Regions from separate parts of the Homo sapiens genome. Here region 2 is linked to region 1. A link is a loop called in an ENCODE intact Hi-C map of the cell type or tissue named here. Cell type or tissue: dorsolateral prefrontal cortex. All regions are shown on one strand. Links, peaks and the distances in the headings refer to the core of each region. The heading gives the core; the rest is flanking DNA. Region 1 has its middle 280 kb from the start of GRASLND. Region 2 has its middle 11 kb from the start of ID2.

What was found. Peaks named below come from ENCODE experiments on the same cell type or tissue, not always from the same donor. Only the 100,000 strongest peaks of a DNase experiment are listed, where the experiment ranks them.
Region 2: it touches region 1 in a loop (4-fold over the local background); 59 of 110 quality-filtered maps call a loop at or near these places.

What each region holds. Positions count from the first base shown.
Region 1 is chr2:7,201,370-7,205,765 of GRCh38, forward strand. No RefSeq gene overlaps it. Among named protein-coding and RNA genes, the nearest start is that of GRASLND, 280 kb to the left of the region's middle. In dorsolateral prefrontal cortex, for the core only: CTCF peaks have their summits at 1,779 (motif pointing right) and 1,978; a DNase peak (open chromatin) is centred at 1,792; H3K27ac peaks cover 1,388 bases.
Region 2 is chr2:8,691,274-8,695,669 of GRCh38, forward strand. No RefSeq gene overlaps it. Among named protein-coding and RNA genes, the nearest start is that of ID2, 11 kb to the left of the region's middle. In dorsolateral prefrontal cortex, for the core only: CTCF peaks have their summits at 2,165 (motif pointing right) and 2,367; a DNase peak (open chromatin) is centred at 2,175; H3K4me3 peaks cover 912 bases.

The DNA of each region.
Region 1 (4,396 bases), core at 193-4,192:
GTGACTGTTTATTTACTGTGTTCTAATACCTGAGCAAGAAATCGCAAGGAGCAGAAGAATGATGTTTATACTAAACTCCAGTTTGCTGTTATCAAAAATATGGCCTATCCCATAAGTCAGGAAAATACATTATTTAAAAAAAAACTATTTATATCAAATGCAATTTGCTGTATGGGAAAAGTCTTTTTTCCAATCTTTATCATTTCTGAATGTATAGTGCTGACTGTGGAAACAGAGAATGGTGTGACACCCCAGGATAGAGCCCCAGGAAGGAAGATCTTAATCAACGTTACACTCTCTGTGAAAGATTTAAAACCCAGAAATACAATACATTTTTTTCTTCCTTCCTTGCTCTCTATTTTTTTTTTCCATTTCTAGGCATTCTGTATTTTTCAGCAAGGGTGGTTGTGTTTCGAAGTGTGTGTCAGGAAAGCTTAGCTTCAGTCCACATGGTCTTCTGTGTTCCTGCTAAAACCTTGCTTGTATTTTTCTGCAATGCCTAAATAGAAAGTGCTCGTTCAAATCTTATTCAACTTCCTAGAAATAAAATATGAAAGTGGTGAGAGCTCAGTGCTCTCTGCTATCCAATGCAAATGTATGCAAATTTCTTCATATTAGAATCATTGTCTAGTTGTCATCCTCGCACGGGGCACATCAAAGCCATACGACCTGATTTTTGCACCTGCTGTTTAATTAAATTTACAAGGCAGACACACTCCCCACTCCCCGTGATATACAAATCCGTTTTTACAACCACAGATTCTAATTTACAAGCCAGTTGACTGCTGAGTTTCCCCATCAATAGCTGCCCAACTGCCCTTTGTTATACTAAGGATTAAAAAAGGAAGAAAATGGTGATTATTTGGGGAGATGTATTAACAGAAAATGCTAAAAGTACTTTCTCTGTCTTATCCAATTCCAGATTTTTTTAAAAGCTTTATTGATGTATAATTGAAAAACAACAAATTGCACATATTTAATATATACATTTGATGAGTTGGGACATATGTATACACCTGTGATATTTTTCTTCTAAAGACACAAAGGAAGATATGAATCAAGGTACTCAACATCACTGGAAATAGCATTTTTGCTTGCGTTGATTTTCCCCTAATCTTCATGAAAAGCACAAAACTTCAACCTTTTCTGCAGTTTGATGCTTTCAGTTATTTAGTATTTCGGGGAGGAAAAAGCAGTCTGTAAGAGAGCAAGGCCAGGGTGGTTTTAGGAAGGCTATAATAAGGTATAGGTGTTTTCTGAAAGATATTTGTTGTTTGAAAATTATGTACTGTGAAATTCTCCCTCGGCTTCTATCCACAAGGGATTTTGAGTCTTCAAATTGTATGTATCTCCACAAATGGTGAAAGAAAATAGTCGAGCCTGATTCTCACTCTTTTATGTGATTATTTTTTTCTTAGGCCATCATGGTGTTCTTCTCCTTCTTTACGAGCCGATGCACAGACGTGTATTTGATCTCCCTAAGAGACGGCTCAGAAGAAAAGCCAGCAAAGGTATTTTAAGAGAAGTCTAGGGCGGATGAAAAAATACTTCTTTGTCTCTCTCTACTAATTCATCCGGTCTAAGGACTTACGTGGAAAAATAATGCCTTTTCAGTTACTGTAGAGAAAATAATTTAATGAAAGTAATATTTTGTTCATCTTCACCCTGATACTCTGAAATCTTGAAGACCCTCAAAAAACATGATTTTTATGAAATGCTTAAAACATGTTATCGTCTAATAATGAAAAGTGAACTTCTGAGGGCCCACCAATAGGTGGCGCAACACATTCACCGAACCAAGTAACACTGCAGACGAGTTTGGAACAAGCCTCATAAATTAAAGCCTTGTGCTGCAACTAACTGTGAGACATATGGGTTGAGTCCCAGGCCTGCCCAAGAATAACTTTGAAGAAAATTTTGTTTTCTGGCAATACAGATGCTAACACACCACAGAACCTTTAAAAAGAATAAATATGTAGATGGTTCATAGCTTTCAGAATAATTTAACCTTCCCCCCCCCAAAGTTAAGATAGCATCACAAGAATAAAATAATGTAAGCACTGTTTTTTCTGTTTTGGAAAACAAGTTGGTGGCTCTGATGCTCTCAGGAATTATTTGTCAATTACTTTTTATTTAATAAGGTTTTATTTTATTAGTCCCAAAGGGAGAGGAAAACAGTGACTTTATCTTGAAATGAGCTAATCCTTGATGCATAAATAATATTTAAACAAAGAGTTCTATGTAGGAAAGTGTCACCGCCTAAATTTGGAATTGCCTAAATTTGTTTCTTTGTTCTGTGATATGACCTGCGTGTACTCAAAGGTTTCCCACTTGAGAATCAAACATACTTCTTACAAAATTCTCCATTCTATCATGGAAGAGGCCAGTCATCACACTAGAAGAGATGTCACAGCTTCTGAAAATCAGGATTTACAAAGCAATTAATTTTTGCTAAAAGTTGAAGCTATATTTTTAAGATAATAGCATGTAAATTATAAGTAAACCTTTCACCTTAAAACTTAGGTTTTATTTAAAAACGGACTGTTTACAAAAGTCTTGGAGTCAGAGTGTGATTGTTGGATGTCGTGCTGGTTGACATTACTCTTGATATATGGACCCGCTCAGCTAAGGGTAGAAACTTAGAGAAATGCAAGCAAAACACATGGAGTTGTTCATAAAAGAATAGTGATGAATATAAATGTCAGGTTCCATTGACTAATACAACATTTCTGCAAAGGGAAGGGCGCTAGAAAGAACTTAGGATAAAATCAGCTCTGAAACAGATTTATTTGTTGCCTTAGAAAGACAGAGAAGGACAGAAAAAAAAAGGTTTTTATTTATCCTTACACCCAATAGAATCAGTGCATTTTGCTGCCCTGAAATTCTACTCAGTAGCTGAATAGATTGAATAAGACCATCTCTAGTATGTTTCAGTATATAAACAAGTAGTGTTTCTGCAAAGAAAACATTTGCAAGTGATTTATAAGATGAAATGAAACTATTATGGTTAGTTATTGTTTTTGTTTCAATATCTTCTCAAATGCAAAAGGAAAAAATGGAAACCAAAATTTAGGCTTACTTTGTGCTGGGTGTGATATTAGTCATTAATTTGTGACAGACAGATATAAAATTGAGGAAAGGCTAAAAAATATGTAACCCTCAACCCCAGAGCAGGGATTACAATTATAAATCACTTTTAATTACTAGATTTTGATGTCCTTAACATTGTTTTTATTTATTTATTTATTTATTTTTGAGACAGGGTCTCACTCTCTCACCCAGGCTGGAGTGCAGTGACATGATCTGGACTCACTGCGACCTCCACCGCCTGGGTTCAAGTGATCCTCCCACCTCACCCTTCTGGGTAGCTGTGACCACAGATGTGTGCCAACGTGCCTGGCTAAGTTTTTTTATTTTTTATTTTTAGTAGAGGCGGAGTTTCACGAAGTTGCCCAGGCTGGTCTTGAACTCCTGAGCTCAAGTGATCCACCTGCCTCAGCCTCCCAAAGTGCTGATATTACAGGTGTGAGCCACCGAGCCCAGCACAAACATTACATTTTGTATTTCTTGTGCCAAGCACCAAGCCTGAAACAATAAAAAATCATTAGTATGTTCATTGTCCCTGCTATTTTATTTTTATTCATTATATTTTGGTTGATGAAAGAAATGATGTGATTTCTAGGTCCTAATCACTGTGGGGGTGTGGGTGTTAGGGAAGAGGCTGACAGGGAAAACGTGGCCCTTTTTTTTCTTATGGAGCTAATACTTTAATTGTAGACAGATGTATACACGTGTAATGCTGACAAAGTCAACTGTCCTTAGCTGTTTGATCATCATTTTTTTTTCATTTGCGAAGTGGAGCTATTATAAAAGAACTTCTGCACACAGTTGGGAGGAGTAAATAAAACAGGATCCAGCTCACAGTGTGCCTCCACTGAACTCCCGTGGATGAGGCATCACCACATGTGGGGACATCCCAGCTGCTCTGTGCAACTATCTCACCACCTCCCTGAGTCACCATGGCAGCCTGATGGGGTGCCACCAATATCAGCTCCATTTTACAGATGAGGACAGGAGGACTCCTTCTTATGTTTCCTTGTATTCACTATATAAGTCGTATTGACAGTGTTCACCAACTGTCCATGCCTCTTCAGATTCCAAGCTCCTTCCCACAGCAGACCAGGCCCTACTCATATGGCCAACCCCATCCTGCCATCGCCCCTGCAATCTGTGCCCCAGCCACAGAACATCTTCCGTTCTGACCGGCTGGTGCTCTCTTATCTTTCAGAACATGCCTGTCCTTCAGGCATGCTCTCTTAGGGGATAGAAGCTTCTCTGAATCCATCCCTTTCCATCTTGGTTTAGTACAGATAAGTCATCCCCTTGTGGCTAGCTG
Region 2 (4,396 bases), core at 116-4,115, 1.5 Mb after region 1:
GATGAGTGTAGTCACTGTAATGTGGTAACTAAAGTAGTAATTGATTTAGACCATGATCTTCAAAGTTTAGTAAACTCATACATTGTAAGGTTGATGAGAAATTTTGTAATAGAATAATCAGGCTGTTAATAAAGAAATGATCACCTGAACCGACTGATCAATCTCTAGAAAACCAATCAACTGGCCATGAGGTGCCTCCCGATGGGACATGATCGACGCCAGCGACACTTCCTGTGAAGTATTCTTAGGGAAAAGAAGAGTAAAAATTCAATCTGGGGTAACATCAATCCCTGAGACCTAACTTCTTGTCAATGGGAAACAGGAGAGAGCAAGTGAAATGGGATCGCAGGAAGTGTTCAGACAAACCCGGAACAGGGCATCCTTGGACAACTGGCCCAACCTTTCCAACAAGCCGATGACGAAGAAGCAGAGGCCAAGCACCGAAAACACTTAAAATACCACCACCACATGCAACGGATGGGCTTTGTCTGGATCCTGAAACTCTAAAGGGACTTTTTTTTTTTTTTTTTTTTTTTTTTTAGATTGCTGGGGAAATTTGAGTGAGGGGTGGGTATTATATAATAGTGAAGATTTTGTTTCCTTAGGTGTGAAATTGGTATTTTTGAGATGCATACTGAAGTTTGTAAGGATAAATGACATAATATATAATATTTGCTTTAAAATCCTCCAGAAAAAGAAAAAGGGAGTAGGGCTGGATGAGCCAGATATAGTGAAATGCTGCCGCTGTCACCACTGAGTGACAGGCACATAGGTGTCCTCCGTTCACTCCTTTTGCATATGTTTGGGAATGTTTGTGATAAGTAAGTTAGAAAAATAACCCAGTCCTCTATCTACTGGAGCACAGAGATGCCCCCACTGCCCAACTCTCTGAAAAGGCCCTGGCCTCCTGACACACTGCTTGGCACCCTCATTCACTTCCTCAAGATTGACCTTGACTGAGACAGCAATTGAACTCTCCGCCCTTCTGGCTCTGAACTACTTTCACTCCTACTGAGACGCTGCATGGCTATGACAGGGGCGCCTAGCATGGATCTTAGCATTTGGCAGCAAAGAAAAGTGGCCGAAGCCTAGGAACGTCCTGGCTTCCCTTCCTCTTCTGCCTGCTGCCATTATAAGTAGAATGGCGTGTGTACTTCCACGTATATGATTATGCCACTTCTTGGAATGTGGTCTTAGTTTTAAGTTAATTCTCCACCTAGGGACAACGCTGTAAGTTTTATTTTACAAACATAATCTTCTAAATAAGCTCTAAATAAGTTTCATCAGTTCTGAGAGAAAGTTCTTAAGCACACAATTCTTCAATATTTGATGTTTCAAAAATCCTATGGAAGCAAGTTAGGCAGAGAAAAGGACAAGGCCATTCTTAATGTTGTAATTTTACCAGAGTTCGCCAAAGCCTCCCAGGGGAGGAAAAAAAAAAGACTTCTAAAAAATGTCAACTGAAACTTTAATTGCCTGAAGTAAAATATTTTAAAGAGTGAAAATTTCAAGTTTAAATTTAATCCAAACCAGTTAAGTTGATTCAATCTAAAAATATCTTGACTGGGAAGGAAATTTTTGGACAAGTTTGTCAAGTCCTGGCTTTGTACCTGACAATGACTTTTAGAGAATCATCCCCAAACAAGTAGACGCCCTTGAGTGCTCTCCCTGCAAACCGCGTTTGCTGCAGGGCAATGCCAGCTCACACAGGCCAAGGGGTAAAAAGCAGGACTCTTCCTGCTAATTATTTTTGTTGTATCATCTATTGTCTACAGGAACAAAACATCCACCCTAGCGAGCTGCTCCTGCAAAAACGGGGACACCTCTTGCCACTGAAAGTCTCTGACGTGTCGATGGAGTTACACTGATGTATTAATTTATTCGGCAAACATGCATGGGACTACGCCAGGCGTGGCTCTAGGTGCTGCCGACACTGGGATGAAACAGCCGGGATCCCTGCCCCTGTGGAACTTGCATTCCAGCAATGGGAGACAGACCATGAGTGTGTCTCATATGCATTCGAAGACAAATAAAGCAGGGAAAAAGAGGAGACAGAACCTAGGTGACCAGTTATGAAGTATGAAGGTGTTGTCTTCTGTCCTCAACCTCCGGTCGCCGGGACCCTGCAGAGCTCAGCCGACTCCGGGTTAGCATGGCCAGTTGGGGGCGTGAGAGAGCAGCCGCAGCGGGGCGGCGGGAGGATGGGAGCGGCCGCAGCCCGTGTGCTTCCCGGGGACTTCCCGTCCACCTGGGGGTCCCAGCAGCCCCGCCCAGCACTTCTTCACCCTGGCCTCCCTGTGGCTGCGCCTGAATCCAGACCGCGCTTTTCCCCACACTCAGAGGACCAGCCTGATGGCCCCCGTCCCTGAGCCTGCGGCCCCTGCATAGAGGCTCTACGTCCCAGGCACAGGGACCCTCCTCCAGCTTCTGAGCTTCAGTCACTCCCGCCTTTCCCCTCTGCTCCCTCATCCTGGGGGGCATGCTGCCTGCGGCACTGCCTCGGTGACAGCTTGGAGTGCTGTCTGTTCAGCTCCCCAGTTAACACATTCTAGCTAGTTAGCAAGCTTACTCTCTCTCTGAGAGCTCGGGGGGTTTCTGTCTCCTGACGGGGCCCTGACTGGTACCCCAGGCTCCATGAGAGCACCGTGGACAACAGGAGCAGCCGAACACGCAGAATCTGCGGGAAGGGGAATCGGGCAGTGGGTGCGGCCCGTGCAAAGGCCCGGCGGCAGCAGCCATCCAGGGAAGTCCCACCTGAAGGCAGTGAGGGGCGGTGGGAGTGGTGACGGGGAGGGGGTGGAGGGGGCTGGGAGCTGGTGGGGGGCTGATGGGGGGCGGTGGGGGCAGTGGGGGCTGGCGGGGAGTGGGGGAGGGCTGGTGGGAAGTGGTGGGGGCTGATGGGGGGCAGGGGAGGGGGCTGGGGGGTGGTGGGACGGTGGGGGATGGTACGGGGGTGGGGGAGAGCTGTTGGGGGGAGGTGGGGGGATGGGGGCTGGTGGGGGAGAGGGCTGGGGGAGAGCGGTGGGTGGTGGGGGAGCGGTGGGGCATGGTGGGGGACAGTGGGCCGGAGCAAGGCAGCCAGGGGCCCAGTGCGAGGAGAGGAGAACGGACAGGATGGGGGAGGCCCATCACACCCAGCCTCACAGGCCGCGCTAAGAGCTTTGGCCTTTACTTTGTGTAAACTGGGACCTTGGAGAGCTTTGCGCAGGAGAGTGATGGAACCAAACTATTTAGCAGCCACATTTCTTTTAATGTTTCTCGTTTATAGGTTACACATTTGTTGTTATTATTATTGATTTAATAATACTGTGTCAAGATAAAGTTGTCAAAATCACGGCACCCAAACTTCACATTATAAAATTTTAATCACAACCTGTTTTATCACAATCGCTTTGCAGCAACGGAAATTATTCGTAGTAATTATTAAGTTGGTGCAAAATTATTTGTGGTTTTTGCCATCACTTTTAATGGCAAACGCCGCAAATAATTTTGCACCAACCTAAATATTATAACTAAGGAAACGAATAGAATGGTGTGCATCAGAGGTACCTCCGCCAGTGCTTACCCCGTTTGTTATAGAGGGACGGGTTGTCCCTGCTGCTTTTTTATGGAGCGCTATATCAAAAGGGCTGAGTAAAATGAAGACATTCCCCAGAGGACTGACTCACTAAGCAATCATATGGGCAGTTTCTGGGAGGAAAGGAAGAAAAAAGCCATACTTCACAACTCTTAGAAGCTGTTGCAAAGCAGACCACATTCCTAAACTGAAGGTAAGTATTGTTTGCACAAACTCAGCGTATTAGGCTAATTTGTTTCCATACTTGATTTGGATTATTTCTCTTAGGATTTTAGAACTGTCATCATGACCACGTTGCAATGTACCCCAAAGTTGAATGTCTCATTGACCACACATTTCTTTCTTTCTTTTTTTTTTTTTTTTTTTGAGACAGAGTCTTTCTGTGTCACCCAGGCTAGAGTGCAATGGCACTATCTCGGCTCACTGCAACCTCTGACTCCTGGGTTCAAGCAATTCTCCTGTCTCAGCCTCCCGAGTAGCTGGGATTATAGGCACGCGGCACCACACCCGGCTAACATGGTTTCGCCACGTTGGCCAGGCTGGTCTTGAACTCCTGACCTCAGGTGATCTACCCGCCTCCGCCTCCCAAAGTGCTGGGATTCCAGGCGTGACCCCCTGCGCCCGGCCTGACCACACATTTCTGTTGTCATCCTAGGGACTCAAAAATAATTCAATTTTCTCTTTCTCAGAACTTTTTCCCTTTGCAAAATACACATTTTCAGTTTTAAAATATCTTGCAATAGCACTCTCTTATACATTATTCCACCTTTCATTTCATTAATTACCCATGAAATGGTCTGTTTTTGTTAAATAAATGCA